Linked DNA regions of Homo sapiens: all the other regions are linked to region 2. A link is a loop called in an ENCODE intact Hi-C map of the cell type or tissue named here. Cell type or tissue: mammary epithelial cell. All regions are shown on one strand. Each heading gives the region's core, and the rest is flanking DNA. Links, peaks and the distances in the headings are about the cores only.

The links. A loop is a pair of places that touch in the nucleus more often than their neighbours do. Peaks named below come from ENCODE experiments on the same cell type or tissue, not always from the same donor. Only the 100,000 strongest peaks of a DNase experiment are listed, where the experiment ranks them.
Region 1: it touches region 2 in a loop (13-fold over the local background); 15 of 110 quality-filtered maps call a loop at or near these places.
Region 3: a loop joins it to region 2, with 14 times the contacts of the local background. A loop is called at or near these places in 23 of 110 quality-filtered maps.

Annotation. Positions count from the first base shown.
Region 1 is chr10:5,382,085-5,387,963 of GRCh38, forward strand. No RefSeq gene overlaps it. Among named protein-coding and RNA genes, the nearest start is that of TUBAL3, 20 kb to the right of the region's middle. RefSeq lists an enhancer at 2,985-3,603. In mammary epithelial cell, for the core only: a CTCF peak has its summit at 2,123 (motif pointing left); a DNase peak (open chromatin) is centred at 2,077.
Region 2 is chr10:5,429,361-5,437,940 of GRCh38, forward strand. All of the region lies in intron 3 of NET1 (neuroepithelial cell transforming 1), which reads left to right. Among named protein-coding and RNA genes, the nearest start is that of NET1, 21 kb to the left of the region's middle. In mammary epithelial cell, for the core only: a CTCF peak has its summit at 4,839 (motif pointing left); a DNase peak (open chromatin) is centred at 5,211; H3K27ac peaks cover 1,540 bases.
Region 3 is chr10:4,812,987-4,818,865 of GRCh38, forward strand. No RefSeq gene overlaps it. Among named protein-coding and RNA genes, the nearest start is that of AKR1E2, 10 kb to the right of the region's middle. RefSeq lists enhancers at 2,445-3,092, 2,529-2,578. In mammary epithelial cell, for the core only: CTCF peaks have their summits at 2,462 (motif pointing right) and 3,054 (motif pointing right); DNase peaks (open chromatin) are centred at 155, 2,039 and 2,440; H3K27ac peaks cover 1,879 bases.

The DNA of each region.
Region 1 (5,879 bases), core at 32-4,031, 50 kb before region 2:
CTTCCTCCCACATCTTTGATGCCACCTCCCCCTCTGCATCATTCACACTAGCAAGCAAACCCATTTTTCTTTCTCCAATGCTAGAAACAATACTTTTTAAAAAATAAAAATGGAGACAGGGTCCCACTATGTTGCTCAGGCTGGTCTCAAACTCCTGGGCTCAAGCAATCTTCACGCATCCACCTCCCAAAGTGCTGGGATGACAGGTGTGAGCCACCGCACCCAGCCAACAACTCTTGACTTATCGCCTCTTCCAGAGAGTAGCACGTTACTCTGCCTTCTTTTACAGCAACGCTCTGACAATTTCTCTATACTCTCTTCTTTCTCTCTCCATTCAACCCCCATTAATCCGGCTTGCATCCCTATCATTCCACTGAACCCTCTCTTCAAGGTCAGCCTAAATCCAGCACCCAAGCCCCAGCCCTCACTCACATGACTTAGGAGTATCCTGTAACACATGGGACCACGACCATGACCTCCTCCTGGATAGACTTTTTTCCAACTGGGCTTCCAGGACACTCCACTGCTTTCCTTCTCCCTCCGTGGCTCCCCCTTCTAAATCTTCATTGCTGGTTCTGTTACCAGAAAGGGATCCTGATTCAGACCCCAATAGAGAGTTCTTGGATCTCATGCAGAAAAGAACCCAGGGCAAGTCCAAGGGCCAAAGCAAAGGAATTGAAAGAGCAACTACTCCATAGACAGAGTAGGATGGTCCCGAAAGTAAGAGGAGGAACCTGTCCCCCCTAGGTACAATGCTAGTTTATATATAGGACAAAAGAAGATTGGGGGGATGTCCCCTGCTACAAGGGTTTGTGATAAAGGATTAATTTTCTTAATTACTATTTTTTGCAAGAATCAATATTATTATATTTAAAGCAAACTTAGGCATGCTTCTGTTCTCAAGATATCAGGACATCAGGACACTCCCAAGTCTGAGTCTGTTTAGTAAATGTTATCAATCTGTTCCCTTAACCATAAACATCTTGAGGCCAGGAATACCCAACTTTCTGGGAGTCAGCCCAGCAAGTCCCAGCCTCATTTTCCTAGCGCTCACTCAGGATGGAGTCGGTCTGGTTTGAACTCCTCTAATAGTTCCTCTTACTAGTAATGTTCTCTCCTCAAATATCTGCTGCCTCCCTTGTCACTCCCTTGAAGTCCTTGTCAAAGCTGCTTTCTTTGGAGGCTACAATGCCCACTTTTTTGAAGCTGCAATCCATTCCCTCTTAGTGTCCTCTACTTTTCCCCAAGAGCACCTGCCATCTTTTAACCTGTGGTATAATTTACTACCTTATAGTGTTTATTGTCTTTCACTACAACATAAACTCCATGAGGACTGGGGTTTCTTCTGTTTTGTTCAATGCTGTGTCCCCCATGTCTGGAACTGTGACGAGCACGTGATGGGTGCTCAATAAATAATTGTAAGTGAATCCATTAAATAAGGATGTACTGAAGCTGCTGTGATAAGGAAGCTGTGCCAACTTGGCATTTCAAATACAGCGTTTATAATATTTAAGAGTGTTTGGCCTAATACAATCGTAGTCAGCCATGTAATTCCAATTTTAGAAGTGTAAATGTTGTCAATAAATTTACACTTGTGATCTTAAGTACAAATCTTAATCACTTGTAGACAGCTTTAGAACAGTGAAGAGTACTTAATTACCATAGGTATAGTTTAATTTATTAGATTTTTAAAGAATTATTTACAGTACTTGGGAAAGTTTGTCAAAACCCTCAAAAGAAAATAGAATATATTAAATTTATAGGCAACCTAAAATATTTAAGAGCATTTATCTAAGACTGTAAAAGAGACCCAAAATTCATGTGTATTCCCTTTAAAAGTGATTATACAAATTTTCTAGGCTTATGAATAATAAGATTCACAAGCTGAATGCAAAACCTTAAGAAAGACTGTGGTTATTATCTTTAGTAGATTATTAACTTTTAAAAACAAAAGAAAATCTATAAATAGTATTTTTCTCGATGCGTCAGTACTCATGTACACACACACACACACACACACACACACACACACACACACACACACACACACACACAACCTCTAGAGCATGAAAAACTCATCTCAACAGTGGATCAGTTATTTAAGGACTTCACTAGTGCCCTCCAGTGGCTGAACAGAGAAACAACACATGTACGTTGAAGAATAAATTTTATTTTATTTTACTTTATTTCTTTGAGACAGTCTTGTTTTGTTGCTCAGGCTGTAGCACAGTGGTGCAATCACGGCTCACTGCAGCCTCAACATCCTGGGCTCGTGTGGTCCTCCCACCTCATCCTCCCAAATAGTTGGGACCAAAGTTGCATGCCACGCCTGGCTAATTTTTTTTTTTTTTTTAAGCAGAGACAGGGTCTCACTATGTTGCCCAGGCTGGTCTCGAATTCCTGGGATCAAGTGATCCTCTCTCCTTGGCCTCCCAAAATGCTGGGATTATAGGCATGAGCCACTGCACCTGGCCAATAAATGTTAAATACTTAGTAAAAGCCTAATAAAAATGTAAGGCACTACGTAGGACATACACATTAAACATTTTTTTCATCAGTGAGTACTTACTACAAATTTTCAATGCAGTGAGACATTTCATGGTGTGTCTCCACTGTCCATAAACCCTGGGGTGGAGCAGACAGGTGCTCTGGGAGCTCAGAGAGGACACAAGGAGGAAGATTCTGGAAGTTTCATGGAGCAGGTAACAATAGAACTGGGCTCTAAAGTAGGAATTACATCTGCAGGAAATTAAAATATTTTACCCCAAAATATTTAACTTTTTTTTTTTTTTTTGAAACGGAGTCTTGCTCTGTCGCCTAGGCTGGAGTGCAGTGGCATGACCTTGGCTCACTGCAACCTCCGTCTCCTGGGTTCAAGCAATTATCCTGCCTCAGCCTCCCAAGTCGCTGGGATTACAGATGCCCACTACCATGCCCGGCTAATTTTTTTGTATTTTTAGTAGAGACGGAGGGGTCTCACCATCTTGGCCAGGCTGGTCTTGAACTCCTGACCTCATGATCCACCCGCCTCGGCCTCCCAAAGTGCTGGGATTACAGGTGTGAAACACTGCATCCAGCCATTTAACATTTTTTTTTAAAATGACTGCCACTAGGCCAGCAAATGGAAGTGGCCTTGCAAAGTTGGGGCTTTTGGGGGGAAATTTTGCATCTGTAGAGGATCTCTATGAATGCAGCCATAACCCCACCCCACTTCCTTTATCTTACCCAGATCCAGGAGAGGTTGGGATTCTGACCCTTGAAAGTCTAAAAGAAGCATTTACTATCTATTCTCTCTGAGGGAGACTTCATCTACATAACAAGGCCACCTGTGCTAGCCAAGCCTCTTCCTCTCTCCCTCTCATCAACAGTCTTGCCACTCAACTTCATTGACCAACATAACCTGTTTCTGGCCCTGCTCCGAGTCTGCCCTCTTTACTGTGGCCTCAAGATAGGACATAAGTTCCTGTACCTCTTTGGAAAGTTGTGTCAGAGGTGTTCAAACCAGAGCGACTCCATCTTGAGTGAGGGCTAGAAAATGAGGCTGGGACTTGCTGGGCTGCATTCCCAGAAAGTTAGATATTCGTAGTCTCTAGATGTTTATGGTCAAGGAAACAGATAATTAATGTTTACTAAATAGAGGCAGACTTAGGAGTGTCCTGATATCCCGATATCTTGAGAACAGAAGCATTCCTAATTTTCCTTTAATGATAATAATATCAATTTTTGCAAAATATAGTAATTAGAAAATTAATCCTTTATCACAAATCCTTGTAGCAGAGCATATCTCCCATGATGATTTAATATTATATATAAACAAGTATTATACCTAGGGTAGACAGGTTCCTCCTCTTACTTTCGGGACCATCCTCCTCTGTCTATGGAGTAGCCGCTCTTTCACCACTTTACTTTCTTAATAAACTTGCTTTTGCTTTGCCCTGTGGACTTACCCTGAATTGTTTTTTATGCGAGATCCAAGAACCTTCTCTTGAGGTCTGGATCAGGACCCCTTTCCGGTAACAGTTGAGTCTTCATCCTGAAGGCTCCCGTATATACACATTAAACAAATTTGTTTGCATTTTCTCCTGTTAATCAATCTGCCTCATGCCAGTGATTTTCCAGCAAACCTTGAGGGGACCAATGGCCGTGGCCCCCACACATCACATGATCATGGAGGAAAAAGGATATGCTGGGAAACGGGGGCAAGTCTGGTTGGAATGGAACGCACACAATGACAGTGAAGAATGGAAGAGAAGTTTGAGTCAGAGCTTGCTGGGACAGTCTCTGCGTGCCACACACAGGAGTTTGGGCCTTAGGTTCAGGCGATGGGGAATCATTAAAGCTTTGAGCGAAGGAGCAGGGTAATCCAAGCTGTGCTTCAGAAGGTTCAGTCGGAGAGTAGTGGGTCGGTTGGGTCAGGAAGACAAAACGAAAAGCAGAAGAGCATTTAGACCCCAGTGCACTGGTGAAGGGGAGAATAGTTGAAGAGAAAGAAGGGAATGTGTTCTGGACACATTACCAAAGTAGAATTGATGGAATTCATTCTTCTATTAAAATAAAAACTTTAAACAAATCATATTTAACAGAGTTCAATTGAGCTAAGAACAATTCAAGAATCAGGCAGCCCTGGAACCAGAATAGGTTCAGAATGACTCCAGAGCAGCCACATGGTTGGATTTAATGCACAGAAAAAGGACAGTGACATATGGAAAATGGAAGTGAGGTACAGCTGGATGGATTACACCTCGGCCTCTGCCTTCTTTGAACACAGTTTGAACAGTTGGCTACATGCAGTTGGCTGAAACTATAAGAGTAAGTGACAGGCCAGGCATGGTGGCTCACACCTGTAATCCCAGCACTTTGGGAGGCCAAGGCAAGTGCATCACCTGAGGTCAGGAGTTCGAGACCAGCCTGGCCAACATGGCAAAACCCCATCTCTACTAAAAATGACACAAATTAGCCAGCCATGGCACGCACCTGTAATCCCAGCTACTGGGGAGGCTGAGGCAGGAGAATTGATTGAACCCAGGAGGTGGAGGTTGCAGAGAGCCAAGAGAGCGCCACTGCACTCCAGCCTGGGCAACAAGAGTGAAACTCTGTCTCAAAATAATAATAATAATAATAATAATAAAGAGAGAGAGAAGGTGACAGACTGTTGACACATCCCGTTAGGTCACAGTTCACAATTGTGAAAAGAAAATAAAAACATAGGACCCCAATTCACTCTGCCATAGGAAAAAAGTTAAGCTGAAAGCTGAGTCATACAACAAGCTGCCTTTCCTTTTGTTCTTACTCAGACAGCTACAGACAAAAGGTTAAATATCTCCTTCACTGGTAGCTACTCTAGGGTTACCTTATCTTATATAAGGTGGCAATTTACTGAGCACAAGACGAAAATATCAGTGACTATTCGCCCACGTGCTCCCTTTCTCCTGAACATGTGGATCCGGTAATGGGACCATACCCTCTCTCTTTCATCTCCAGCCCACCCTTCCCTTTTAAGTATTGAAACCCTCGGACAGGTGTGGTGGCTCATACCTGTAATCCCAGCACTTTGGGAGGCCAAGGCAGGCGGATCACCTGAGGTTGGGAGTTCGAGACCAGCCTGACCAACATGAAGAAAGGCCGTCTCTACTAAAAATACAATTAGCCAGGCATGGTGGTATGCGCCTGTAATCCCAGCTACTCGGGAGGCTGAGGCAGGAGAATCACTTGAACCCAGGAGGCAGAGGTTGCAGTGAGCCGAGTTCACACCACTGCACTCCAGCCTGGGCAACAAGAGTGAAACTCTGTCTCAAAAAAAGAAACCCTCAAAGTCATCTTTGCAGAAAGGCACAGACTGCAGACTGTTTCTGTGATTCCATGTTTATTTCTTTCAAGCA
Region 2 (8,580 bases), core at 2,516-6,515:
AAAGTGAATAATATTAGTTCATAGACACCGTCTTTTTTGCTATTCTACTTCTTTGTTAAGAATGAGGGAGAAACCACTCTCAAAATGTTAGGCTATAACTACTGATCACAAACACAAATGCTAAGGAGACAGGCTGTAATCTGTGCGAAGGAACGAGGTAAGAGAGGGCCGGTGGTGAAAAGGAGAGCCCCAGGTTCTAGCCCACTGTCACATGTAGGACTGTCAAAACCTGGATTTTTATGTGAAATCTCCTGAATTTTAAATGTTGAGTCAGTTTTTCTTAAAAAATACATGCAAGCAAAATAACTTATCTGTAAGTCATATGTGGCCCATGGGCTTCAAGGCTTCAAGTATGTGACATAGAATAAACTAACACTCAGCACACACTTTAAAATACTTGAAGTTTTCTTATATGAAATTGTACTTAAGTCCAAAAACCTAGTATCTTTGGAATTACTAACATCATTTTTGCCAGTTAGTAAATTTTACTGTAGCATCTTGGTTTTGGAGAGTCTTTTTTTAAGGTTATAAAAGAGTTGTACATTTTTAAATGTGATTTTTAAAAATGTTTCATATTATGTTTAACAGCAGCAGCTGCTGTTTCTTTTTAAAGACAAGATATTTTCTAAAAATTAAATTTTTATAATCTGCTCATCAACATTTTAACAAATCCAGCAAGTCAATTTTTTTCTTATTTTTAGTACACAGTGTCTTCATAGAAGAATTATGTGTTTTAAGTTGTAAGCATTTTGCAAAACAGTTTTAGTTGCATTTAAAATATCTTGTATTCAAAAAAAGAAAAAAGTATGAAATGACAACCTTGATTATTTTTAGGTATGTTTCAAATCAAATCAAATACAGAAATAGTATTTGTAGTTTGCCACAGTAAAATACGTGGTCTTCAACTAAGCTTTAGCAGTTATCAATATATGAATTATTTTGAAGTAAATCCTAGATGTCATGTCCTTTCATCTGTAAATATTCCATTTACTATCTTTATTGTCTTAGATAAAAACTTTTTTTTTTTTTTTTGAGGCGGAGTCTCGCTCTGTCTCCCAGGCTGGAGTGCAGTGGTGCGATCTCGGCCCCCTGCAACCTCCGCCTCCTGGGTTCAAGAGATTCTCTTGCCTCAGCCTCCTGAGTAGCTGAGATTACAGGTGTGTGCCACCATGCCCGGCTAATTTTTGTATTTTTAGTAGAGACAGGGTTTTGCCATGTTGTCCAGGCTGGTCTTGAATTCCAGACTCGGCCCCACAAAGTGCTGGGATTACAGGTGTGAGTCACCATGCCGGACCTTAGATAAGAACTTTTTAAAAACATAATAAAATACACTTTCTACAAAACAGTACAAATAATTCCTTAATATCAGATTCAGTTCAGAATTCATGCATTTTCTTGATCTTGTTTGTGTGTTTTTGTGGGGTTTTTTGTTTGTTTAGGTTTTTTTTGGTTTGGGGTTCATTTTGCCTGTTTGTAGTCCAAATAAGACACATACATTATGATTAACTATATCTCTTTTTTTTTTTTTTGAGACAGAGTCTCGCTCTTTTGCCCAGGCTGGAGTGCAGTGGCGCGATCTCTGCTCACTGCAAGCTCCGCCTCCCGGGTTCACACCATTCTCCTGCCTCAGCCTCCCAAGTAGCTGGGATTACAGGTGCCCGCCACCACGCCCGGCTAATTTTTTGTATTTTCAGTAGAGACGGGGTTTCACCGTGTTAGCCAGGATGGTCTCGATCTCCTGACCTCGTGATCCGCCTGCCTCGGCCTCCCAAAGTGCTGGGATTACAGGCGTGAGCCACCGCGCCCGGCCTTAACTATATCTCTTAAGTCTCTTTTAGTTCATTGGTTTCCCCTCTAACTATTTTCTTGGAATTTTTTGTTGTTGAAGAAACATGTCATGCAGGATTTTCCTATAGATCTTTTTATAGCCTGAATATTTATGATTGCATCCCCATGGTATCATTGACTATGTTCCTCTATTCCCTGTATTTCTGACAAGTTGGTAATTAGATCTAGAGAGCTGATCCAGTGTGGGTTTTTTGGGCCATGTACTTACCTCAAAAAGTATGTAATGCCTTTCTGTGATGCTCTCAAAATGGATGCTCATTGCCTACATGCATTTTTTTCTTGGTGGTTGCAAAGTGATGACATGTCTTTATCAGACCTCTGTTTATTAACTGGAATACATCTGTAAAGAGAAAATTCACCTTGTCGGCCATTTGATTACTCTGAAGTTCTGATTTATAATAAAAGCAGAACAAGTGCTTGATTCTTTTCCTTTGTCAGTTTTCAACAATAACGAATTCTATTCATTAGCATTCTCTGAAAGTAAGTAATGATTTTTTTTTCTCCTTAGTATTATGAACTCATGCATATAAATACTTGTTTTACATGGATTCAGTTTTTTTTAAATTTTGTTTTGTAGAAAAGACAGGGTCTCACTATGTTGGCCAGGAAGGCCTCAAATTCCTAGTCTCAAGCAGTGCTCCTACCTCGGCCTCCCAAAGTGCTGGGATTACAGGCATGAGCCACCACGCCTGGCCTCATTTCAGTTATTCTTACTGATGCCTCACATATCTGTCTTTGGCTGTTGGATGCTGTTTCAGGATGGTTCCTGTGTCCTTTTGACATGACCTTTATCTCACATCTAGTGGCTTAATAGCCTCCTTGTCTTCTAGGATGACAAATTATTGCAGGTCCTATTTTTTTGCTCTATGCCTGGAATCAGTCATTTCTAAAAGGAGTCTGGTTGCTTTGGGAAATGGTAGAGGCTAAAATCTGGGCATTGGGAATACTCCCTTCTACTGGATTGGTCATTGTTGATAGGACTTTTTAATGAATAGAGCTAGGAGATAAATATAATTTTAGAAAAACAAAACAAAATATGAATTTATATTGAAATTTCAGATTCAAAGATAAAGGGATTTAACTTAATCTTATCAGTCTTACTATGTAGAGTTCCTTCAACTTCACCAAAAGTCCAGAGACATTGATTTAATTATGCATTTGATTTATACTACAGTTCAAAGACAACAGCTTGCATTATTATTGATTACTGAAAACGTTTTATGTTTTCTTGCATTTTTCAGCTTTGTTTAAACCTATAGGTTATAACATAGTAGGGATGTACAGTCAAATTACTGTGTTTTTAAATTATTACACTCACTTCTGTGTGTAATTACACCAACAGCTCATTTGGTTTTTAAAAAAAATTTTATTGTTTAAGAATTACTGCTTTTTAAATTTATCTTATAATTGTGTGACAGAATTATGTAGAATTTTGAAGTCATTCTACAGAGGATTCTTGTTCATATTCCTGACTCTTCTACCCTACTCACTCTTTCAGATGAAATCTTTTTTTTTTTTAATTTTATGGTTTATCCTTCCACTTTTAAAATATATAAGCAACTATATATATATAGTATTCCACTTTCTTGGATGAACTGTATGTAGCCTACTGTCTTTCTTAATGTTTTGTTTGTATGTTTGCTCTTTGCTTTGGTATATCTTTTGATATTTAGGTAGGTTTGTGTTTTTGTTCTAATGGTTCTTTATACTGATACCTTATGTAATACCTTTTGGGCTACTATAAATGGGTTAATTCCTATGAGCATTTAGTTAACTAGCACTTCTCCCTACCCTCTTTCTCTTCTGATTTGAAATACTATTGCTTGACTTGTAGTTAATGCATTTAAGGCAGTAAGTGAGCTTATTTTACTTTTCATGTACATTCACCACTTTCCTCCCATTTTTAAAAATAGTTTGTCAGAGCTTTTAGCCATTACGAGCTATACTGTAGACCCTGATAACCATCAGGTAGTCTTAGTTCTACTGGTAAATATATATTTAATTCTCAGCACCAGTCCTCATGTTGAGTCCTTTCTAGTTTTTTTGTTTGTTTGTTTTGGTTTCTGAAGCTCATTCTCTAGTACAGGGGTCAGCAACCATGACCCACAAGCCATATGTGACTGATCTCTCTATGTTTTGTTTATAGCTGCCTTCGTAAACACTGCAGTATCTGGGCTGAGCAGTTGTGACAGGAACCATAGGACCTGTAAAGCCAAAAGTATTGACTCTCTGGCCCTTCACAGAAAAAGTTTGCTGACCCCTGCCCTGGAGTTGAGTAGATTCTCAGGCAGTGTTCATGGTATTCCCCAAGTACTTGCATGTTGCATGTTCTTTTCAGTTTGTTTGCAACCTTTATACTTGAAGGTTCATTTGGACGGATATGAAACCCATGGCTCACCTTTTCTTTCATTGAGTATATTTAATATTTTACTCCATTGTGTTCTGGCATAAACTATGTCTTTTCAAAGTCATAATAAATGTGTAGTTTCAGGTCATCTTTTGTTTTAGGAACTTTTTTTTTCTTGAATTATACCTTTTGGTATTTATTGTATTTTGTTTCCCCTCTGTACCCTTTATATTATCTTGGATCTTCATCTTTTAAAATCTTTTCTATTTATTACTTTTTCTCAAAACTTTTTATCTTTTTATTTTTAAAGCCATCCTCCTTTTTTCCCTAATGCATTAAGCATTGTACTTTTCATTCTGAAATAATTTTTTTTATTTTTAATTCTTAGTTCTATCACCTCTCATTTCAATTCCTTCTCCAGTCACCTAATTTCTGAGTCTTATGTTTCTTCAGAGCTTCTGTAATTTTCTTAATTTACTTCACGCTGTAGAGACATGATTCTACTCCAGTCTGTGTTTCCTTATAATAGTTTTAAGTGGAATTCTTAATACTTCTGTCGCTCATTTTTCAGTGCAGTAAGTTTCCTGTATGGTGAGAGGAATAGGCCAGGATAGCCTTTTCAGCTTCATAACTCTAGAGCTCCCTCTTGTGTTGTGTTCACAAGGTGATTTTTCAAAGTATGGTTTCATCCTTTCTGAGATCTTTTCTGCTCCCTTTCTCTTTTATCTGGAACTTTTCTTGTCTTTGCTTCTGTTGCCCTGTTCTTCTCAGTCTGGAGTCTACTCCTAGGAGTTTTTCTAAAAGAAGTATCAGTTTCAAGAGTTTACATGGCCCAGACTGCTCTAACACCTATTTGCATGGCATTGTTCTTGTTCTCAGCCTGAGAACAAGATCCTTCAGAGCCTTTCCCAGATGAGGCTGCTATTCTGAGACTAGTATGCCATTGAGGCTTCAGGGGAGGTTGAAGGGATTCTCCTGTTCCCAGGGCCATCAGAAAAACCCCGTGCCTTCCCTCTGCCTCATCATACACAAATGCTGATACTTTGTGGGCCTCATAACTGTCTGGTTTGTCACTCTGCTCATATTTTGAGGTTTAAGGGGAATCTTTCTCTTTGTTGTGGATTTTATTTGTGGGTTTTCTTTTTTTTTTTTTTTGGTTATGCTAGTTGCTCTGTTTTTTTTTTTCTTTAAAAGTAAAGACCTGTCAAAGAATTAACTTATTAATGAGTTAACCAACATTATAGAAAAGCTGATCAAAGGACTAGGAAACACTGACATACACTAGTCACTGAAGGAAAGAATGGTGGACTGAGATTACCAAATTATATATAAAATATTAATATCCTCATCTGCATCTCTACCTACAAAATTTATTTGCATTGCTGTGAGTTTTCTACAGAGTTAACTTTTACTTTTTCAGAGCTATAGAAAAGCCTGCTCAGTACAAATAGTGAATCAAACAAAAGGCTTGAAGTTCTGATGATCCCAGTAGCATTAAGCTGTATTTATACTTTGAAAATAATGATTGGCTAAAACAGAGATACTCAACCCTGGCTGCAGATCAGAGTCACCTGAGGGTGGCTTGTGTAGCAGGAGAAGTGTGCTACGGGACCTATTCCAGACCAATTCCATATATGAATGGAGGAATAGGGGAGGAAATGAGGATAAGTGACATTGGGACCTAGGAACATTTGATTTTTCTTTTTATTTTTTAAAGATACCAGGTGATTCTCATGTATAGCTAGAGTTAAAAACTAGAATGTGACATTCTTAAAGTTATTCCTCCCTCCCCCTGATTTTTGCTTGGACTTACATCTAAATACAACAGTTTTTATGTAATAAGCTAAACATAATCTGTTAGTACAATTATTTGATGCCTGTTGCTAGGAGCCATTCTACTTTATATGCCTCCGTGCCTGAGATAGATAGATAGATAGATAGATAGATAGATAGATAGATAGATAGATAGATAGATAGACAGACAGACAGATAGATAGATAGATAGATAAAATAGATACTCCGTAAATATTGAATTAATGAATGAAATATTAATAATACAGGTCAAATGAATGACATAAGACCTTGGACTTACATAAGCATATAACATGATCATTGTATTACGTATTTGGACTTTGGATATCTTATATGAAGAATTTAATTCTGATGTCAATTGAATTTTCATGTTATGGATCATTAGCTATTTTGTCTTGAAGCTGTGATTGTTTATCAAATTTTTCTCTAGGTAAAATTTCAGCCTTGTCTTACTAGGCTGACTTACTTCTGTATTATATATACAATTATTCATTTTTAAAAGAACACAGTATTAGTTTTCCAAATGTGTTTCTCAGCTGTGTATGTTAGCAACTACAATCTTTCCTTTTTATTTTGATAGGAAGAGTCAAAAGTGACTGTTGACTTTGTTAATGTGAAATAACACTGGCATGAGTATACTGAGCATATTTTTGTGACTTAATTTCTTTAACTCTGATAGTTAGTGATTATAACACAAACTAGAACACTTCTAAAGAAATGTTTTAAAGTATGTTCTTTTTCTGAAACTTCAAATTTAGGATCTCAGTTTTCCGTTTTCCTAGAAGTTAAAAGGAGGTGTGTGTGTGTGTGTGTGTGTGTTGTGTGTGTGTGTGTGTGTGTGTGTGTGTGTGTGTGTGCATATATATATATATATATATATATTTTTTTTTTTTTTTTTTTTTTTTTTTAATGTGGAGTTTTGCTCTTGTTGCCCAGGCTGGAGTGCAATGGCTCAATCTCGGTTCACTGCTCACTGCAGCCTCTGCCTCCCAGGTTCAAGTGATTTTCCTGCCTCAGCCTCCCAAGTAGCCGGGTTAATTTTGTGTTTTTAGTAGACAGGGTTTCACTCTGGTGGTCAGAGTGGTATCGAACTCCTGACCTCACGTGATCCACCTGCCTCGGCCTCCCAAAGTGCTGAGATAACAGGTGCGAGCCACTGCGCCCAGCCTGGGGGTTATATTTTGAGTATTGGTATACTCTGCCATTTTTAGATTAAACATAATAATAAGTGTTTTAGTCCTAATAAATAACATATAAATGATAAATAATTTTAAAAGCATTGTGATTGTTTATAATTATAATAATGTCTTGGCAGTTTCTGATTTAACATTCCAAATACCACTTTTGAGAAACAACCTCTTAGAACCATGACAGGTAATTTGATCATGTTGCAAAGCACAGATTTGAATAGTGTGAAGCTAGCTGGCATGTGAAACCTAGTGACTTACCTAGCTTACTGTTGCCCTCCACCTGCACTTTGATTTAGCTATGATTTCTACTGGTTGCCTTATAAGATAATAAAACATTGTTTTGCTGTGACAGAGGTCCAAAAAAGAAAGCCAACTGCTGGTTCAGGTGTTGATATAAGAAAATGGTGTTCTTGGCCAAAAATAAAAGTTAAATACAAAACAATTATTGCTGATTAGTGCTCTGAGAAGCCATTGAGCAATACAGAGCTACTTATCTTTAAGCTTAATCATTCCTAGACTGCAATGTATTTAAATACTTATGTCTCCTTTTTAATACATGAATACATTGTTCTGGCAAAAAATTGAAACCGTTTTTTTAAAGACCTCTTTTACTGCCTTCAGCCTCTGAAGTATCCAGTTATTATTTGATGTTTGTCCAGATTGTTTTCTTTTTATTTATCTATTTTCATACAGTATGTGTAATGACTACAGATATATGATTATCCTGTATATATGCTATAGCTTGCTTTTTTTAATTTATGTTTTATTGGTACATATAAAGCAGGCTCCCTAATTCTTCTTGGTTGCTGTATTGTATTCCATAGTGTGTTAAAGTACCATAATCTATTTAACCAGTCTTTTAAGAATGGCTATTTTTGTATATTTCTAATTTTTTTCATATTAAAAACAGTGCTGTACTTTACCTTCTGGTGCACAAGGAGGGACCATGTTTGTGTCTCTATTATAGATGTTTAGAAGTGGGTTGCAAGTTTTAGTTTTGTTAATATTGTCTATTTGCCTTCCAAAATGTTTGCCAAATTGATACTTTTCTATCGGTTTATGATAATATTCATAACCGAGTACCCTTTTCAACTCTGTATTTTCCCTAGTATTTTTTTTTTTAACCAACTATTGGGATAGATAACCTGACAGGAAATCAATAAGGAAGTAGAAGACTTAAACAGCACTCAGACCAAATGGACCTAACAGACATACAGAGCCCTTCACCCAACAACAGTAGATTATACATTTTTCTCAAGTGCATGTAGAACATTCCAGGATAGACGGTATGTCAGGCTGCAAAACAAGTCTTAATACATTTATAAAGACTGAAATCATACAGACTAATTTTTTTAACACAGAGAGTGAAACTAAAAAGCAGTA
Region 3 (5,879 bases), core at 32-4,031, 620 kb before region 2:
AGTTGCCTGGTTATTTTAATATGGTCTTCACATAGGCAGTACAGCCGGCCAGATTTAGCATTTGCATTTATAACTGAGTCTCTCTTCTGCCTCCGTGAGACTTCCCAGGAGTTGCTTTGATGCTGCAGGGAGTCACACATCTCCAGATGCATCACTGGTGACTCAGCAAGCACCTGACCTGGTCCGTTACACATGGGGCTTATGTGCTTAACTCCTATGCGATGATGATTCTTCTCTAGTTCTTGGGGGTCGTTCCCTTTCTCCTACTGTACTGGCTGTTTAAAGTCAGCACTGTATGAGTTGCATACATAAGCCAAATGTCATTGACTTCTTCTTTTTTTTTTTTTTTTTGACAGTCTTACTCTGTTGCCCAGGCTGGAGTGCAGTGGTGTCATCTCGGTTCATTGTAACCTCTGCCTCCTGGGTTCAAGCAATTCTCGTGCTTCAGTCTCCAGAGTAGCTGGGATTACAGGCATGAGCCAACGTGCCCAGCTAATTTTTTTTTTTTTGTATTTTTAGTAGAGACAGGATTTTGCCACGTTGGCCAGGCTGGTCTCAAACTCCTGGTCTCAAGTGATCAACCCACCTTGGCCTCTCAAAGTGCTGGCATTACAGGCATGAGCCCTTGAGCCCAGCATAGATGTCATTGAAATTCAAGGGGGAAATCATTTGGAATGATCACAGCGACTGGTCCAGAGATGACTAACAGCTTAAAATGACCCCACCTGAAACAGCGGCGATCAGTGGAATGTCCAAGTATATATATATATATTTTTTTAATGAAGCTCTTTTGGACCAGAAACCCTAAGAATGTTTAGTCTGGAGTTCCATAATTATAAAAAAAATCTTCTGAAGTTAATCACCGTTTTTATCTGAAACCATACTCTAACTCAGTAACTCTTTCTCAGGGTTTACTTTCTCTTGAGCCACAAGCATCCATTTGTCCCCTACCAAAGGGACTAGACTTTCATGATGGATAAAAGGACACTAGTGCCAGGTAGCTTCTGCTTCTAAATTTTGGTTTAAAAAATGAAACATCTCCTTTTAGATATTCTAAAAAGTCATCTCCCCTAAAATCATGAAGCCTGGTTTATAAACTTTATAGAAGAAACTAGGTCTTTGAGGCTAACACATATTAGTGTATTAAAAAATACGGTAAACCAGCCGGGCACAGTGGCTCACGCCTGAAATCCCAGCACTTTGGGAGGCCAAGGCAGGTGGATCACTTGAGGTCAGGAGTTTGAGACAAGGCTGACCAACATGGTGAAACCCCGTCTCTACTAAAAATACAAAAATTAGCCAGGCTTGGTGGCATGCTCCTGTAATCCCAGCTACTCGGGAGGCTGAGGCACGAGAAAGGCTTAAACCGGGAGGCAGAGGTTGCAGTGAGCAGAGCTCCCATCACTACACTCCAGGTTGGTCAACAGAGCAGGACTCTGTCTCAGGAAAAAAAAAAAAAAAAAAGGTAAACAAACATTGCCTTAAACAAAAATTGTATCTTATAAGATTTTACAAGTTGCACATTATCAACACATTCTAGTTAAATGCTTAAAAATTACTTCACAATTAACCCTATGGATTTTTAAAAGAAGGAAAGCTTAGACACAAACTCAGGAGCCAGATTGTTTTCCAACCCTTGGGCCTGCCACTTACTAAGTGTACCAGCCTCCCTCGGAGTCACTCTATTCCTCGTGGAATCTGAATAGTAAGTGTACACTTGACAGAACATACGGAGTGGTAATGTGAAACAAAAATATAGAATATTTAAAGGACTTACCTAACAGTAAGAAAAAAAATAAGTTCACTTAAAAGTGTTTTTATTTTCTTATTTGCAAAACACCCCTTATTGTGGTAAGGTCTAACAATATACTATACATGTAAAAGTTTTACAGAAAATTACTGTAGCTTTCGATAATTTAATATATAACTGAAATACTTGAGATGGCATAATTCGATTTTATGTCAGTAATATCGAGTGAGACTAATCAAGATAGCAAGATTATGTTGCAAAATTAAAATGAGGAAATTGAGAGGATTTCTCAGGCTTCTGTGAGTCACTGCCTGGGCTGTATTAATAGTTTCATTGTGCTAGGTGCAGTGGCTCATGCCTGTAATCCCAGCACTTTGGGAGGCCAAGGCGGGCGAATCACCTGAGGTCAGGAGTTCAAGACCAGCCTGGCCAACGTGGTGAAACCCCGTTTCTACTAAAAATACAAAAATTAGCTGGGCATGGTGGCAGGCGCCTGTAATCCCAGCTACTCGGGAGGCTGAGGCAGAAGAATCGCTTGAACCCGGGAGGCGGAGGTTGCAGTGAGCCGAGATTGCACCATTGCACTCCAGCCTGGGTGACTATAACGAAACTTCGTCTCAAAAACAAAACAAAACAAAGCGAAAAAACAAAAAAAGTTTCATTGTTTCACCTCCACACAGCTCTGTCTGCATTTTGAGCAATGGCCACCAGAGGGCAGGAAGAACCAATCTATAAAGCACACAAGGGTTTCACCAACTTTGAAGTCCTCCGTTAGAAGGCAAGTTGTCCACTAATATGTAGGAACGATTAATGGCCACCAGAGGGCAGGAAGAACCAATCTATAAAGCGCACAAGGGTTTCACCAACTTTGAAGTCCTCCGTTAGAAGGCAAGTTGTCCACTAATATGTAGGAACGATTAATGGCCACCAGAGGGCAGGAAGAACCAATCTATAAAGCGCACAAGGGTTTCACCAACTTTGAAGTCCTCCGTTAGAAGGCAAGTTGTCCACTAATATGTAGGAACGATTAATGGCCACCAGAGGGCAGGAAGAACCAATCTATAAAGCGCACAAGGGTTTCACCAACTTTGAAGTCCTCCGTTAGAAGGCAAGTTGTCCACTAATATGTAGGAACGATTAATGGCCACCAGAGGGCAGGAAGAACCAATCTATAAAGCGCACAAGGGTTTCACCAACTTTGAAGTCCTCCGTTAGAAGGCAAGTTGTCCACTAATATGTAGGAACGATTAATGGCCACCAGAGGGCAGGAAGAACCAATCTATAAAGCGCACAAGGGTTTCACCAACTTTGAAGTCCTAACTTAGAAGGCAAGTTGTCCACTAACATGTAGGAACTATTTTTAATTATACCATTATTTTCCCTCAATTTTATTTATAAATTAATGAATTCACAAAATATTTCCAAAGCTCAAGTGAAGTACATCCTAATCAACTTGATTTACAATTTGTGATTTTTCTCTGAATCAATCTATAAATAATCAATAAGAAGATAATTATTTAGAAAATGAGGCTCCGAAAAATATGTTGGCTTTACATTTTTTGCCTGTGCAAGTAAATATAAAAATGTCTTTTCTCACATTTCTTCCATTTATAAACCGTTTTTAAAAATCATAAATTAAGACATGTGTGTTTTAAAAGTCTCACAACATGCAGCATTTTAAAAATTGTCTTATGCTTTACTGCTCCCTCCCGTAGGTAATCACTGTTACATTTCTCATTTACTGCAAAATTCTCTGTGCATATGGAGCACATAGATGGATAGATAGATGGGGTGTGTGTGTGTATATGAATGTGTATGTGTCTTTGGGGTGAGTGTGTCTATGTGGGTGTATGTATGTGTGTCTATTTGTGTTTATTTGTGTCTCTGTGTATGTGTATGCATATTACATATGTGTATGCACGTGTGTGTATACAGTATATGTGTGTGTGTCTGTGTACTTGTGTCTGTGTATTTGTGTGTCTGTGAGTACATCTTTGTGTGTATGTCTATGTGCCCATGTCTGTGTATTTGTATGTATGTATGTGTGTATTTACATATGTGTATGTTTGTATATGTATGCATATGTGTATATGTGTGTGTATGTATATACAGTATATTAAGTGTTTGAATGTATGTATCATATTTATCAAATTCCACGTTGTATTAATTGTTCTCACACTGCTATAAATGACTACCTGACACTGGGTCATTTATGAAGAAAAGAGGTTTAATTGACTCACAGTTCTGCATGGGTGGGGAGGCCTCAGGAAACTTACAACCTTGGCAGAAGGCAAAGGGGAAGCCAGCACATCTTAACATGGCCGATCAGGAGAGAGAGAGAGGGAAGCGGGTACTGTCACACACTTTTAAACCATCAGATCTCATGAGAACTCACTATCACGAGAACAGCAAGGGGGAATCTGCCCCCATGATGCAATCACCTTCCACCTGGTCCCTCCCCCAACACTGGGAATTACAAGTCAACATGAGATTTGGGTGGGGACATAAAGCCAAACCATATCACACGTCTTGCTTTTTCACTGAATGTGGGACCTTGGACACTTTCCCTATCAGCATGTGTGGCTGCACCACATGGATTTCAGTAGTGGCAGAATATTCCCTTCTATAGATTCCACAATTCATCCAATCAGTCTTTATTCTTCCAATTTAAGGCAAAACAAATTCCAATGTAAAAGCTTAAGGCCAGGCGCAGTGGCTTACACCTGTAATCCCAACACTTCGGGAGGCCAAGGTGGGCGGATCACGAGGTCAGGAGATCGAGACCATCCTGGCTAACATGGTGAAACTCCATCTCTACTAAAAATACAAAAAATTAGCTGGGCGTGGTGGCAGGCGCCTGTAGTCCCGGCTACTGGGGAGGCTGAGGCAGGAGAAAGGCGTGAACCCGGCAAGCAGAGCTTGCAGTGAGCCAAGATTGTGCCACTGCACTCCAGCCTGGGCGACAGAGCAAGAGTCCGTCTCAAACAAAACAAAACAAAACAAAAAAACAACTTAAATTAATATTAAAAATAGTTGTTGTTTCCTTCCAGTGGACTTAATTCCAACCAGGCTGGTGAAGAAGCCAGTTGGATAGCCAGTCCCTGCTGAAGGTGGATGGCCCCTGCTCTTGTCTCCCGGTTATCAGGCTCTCGCTGCTTTTGGGCCAGAGGAACAGGGCGTCCTCCTTGAGGCTGCGAGTCGTCCCTCTGAGTGCCTCTCACCAAGGGATGAAGCAGCAGCCATTTGGCCAGAGAGCAGTCACTCACCCATCCTTGGGTCCAGGAGAGGCATTGCAGGCTTTACCCTCAGATCTTTCTTTCCAAAGCTCCTTCTCTTCACCCTGTATCCAGGGCACTTGGCCTGAAGAGCCTTTGTCTTCTGGAAGCTTCTGCTGCCTTCCCTGCCCAGATCCCTCAGACAAGGAGCTGTAAGGCCCAACTCCAGGAGGAAATAAAGGAAGAGGGAAGAAGGAGAAGCAGAGAGAGGAGAGATGCATAAATTAATACCTCCAGAAGCAGCCTTGCTACAGACACATCATTTGTTCCTATTTTTTTCTCTGTGTCACACAGTGCTATAATGCAGAGGAACTGCTGCTTCGAAGGGTACGTGCCTGCACAGTCTGAGATTGGCAAGTTGCTATCCCCTGTGTGTCCCCATCGAGGGGGACAAGACCCTTTCCTTCCACATTCTCATGTGTACACGACGGGGCTTTAACATTTACTCATATATATACCATCTTCTTGTCATCTAGAGTTTCAATTCTTTCATTATAAAGAATGTGGTAATTGTTCATTTGTTTACATCTTTATCATTTATATTATTCTCCTAAATTCTTGCCCAAGACATTTGAAGCACCCTAAAACAAGAAGGCATATCTGGGTAGTTCAAACTAAGATTTTATGAAAAGATGCAAATCATTTACAGAAAGGACAAATATATTCTAGACATCTGAGATTGAATTGTTGTAAATTTGACTATGAGCTATAAAAGCTGACATATAATATCAACAATATTATTATCTAATATTATCTAATATTAGATATCATCCCATAAATGAATGCTTTCATATTATTCTAAACAAAAAATTTAGAATAAAAACCTACAGGAAATTATCTTATAGTTCTAAAAT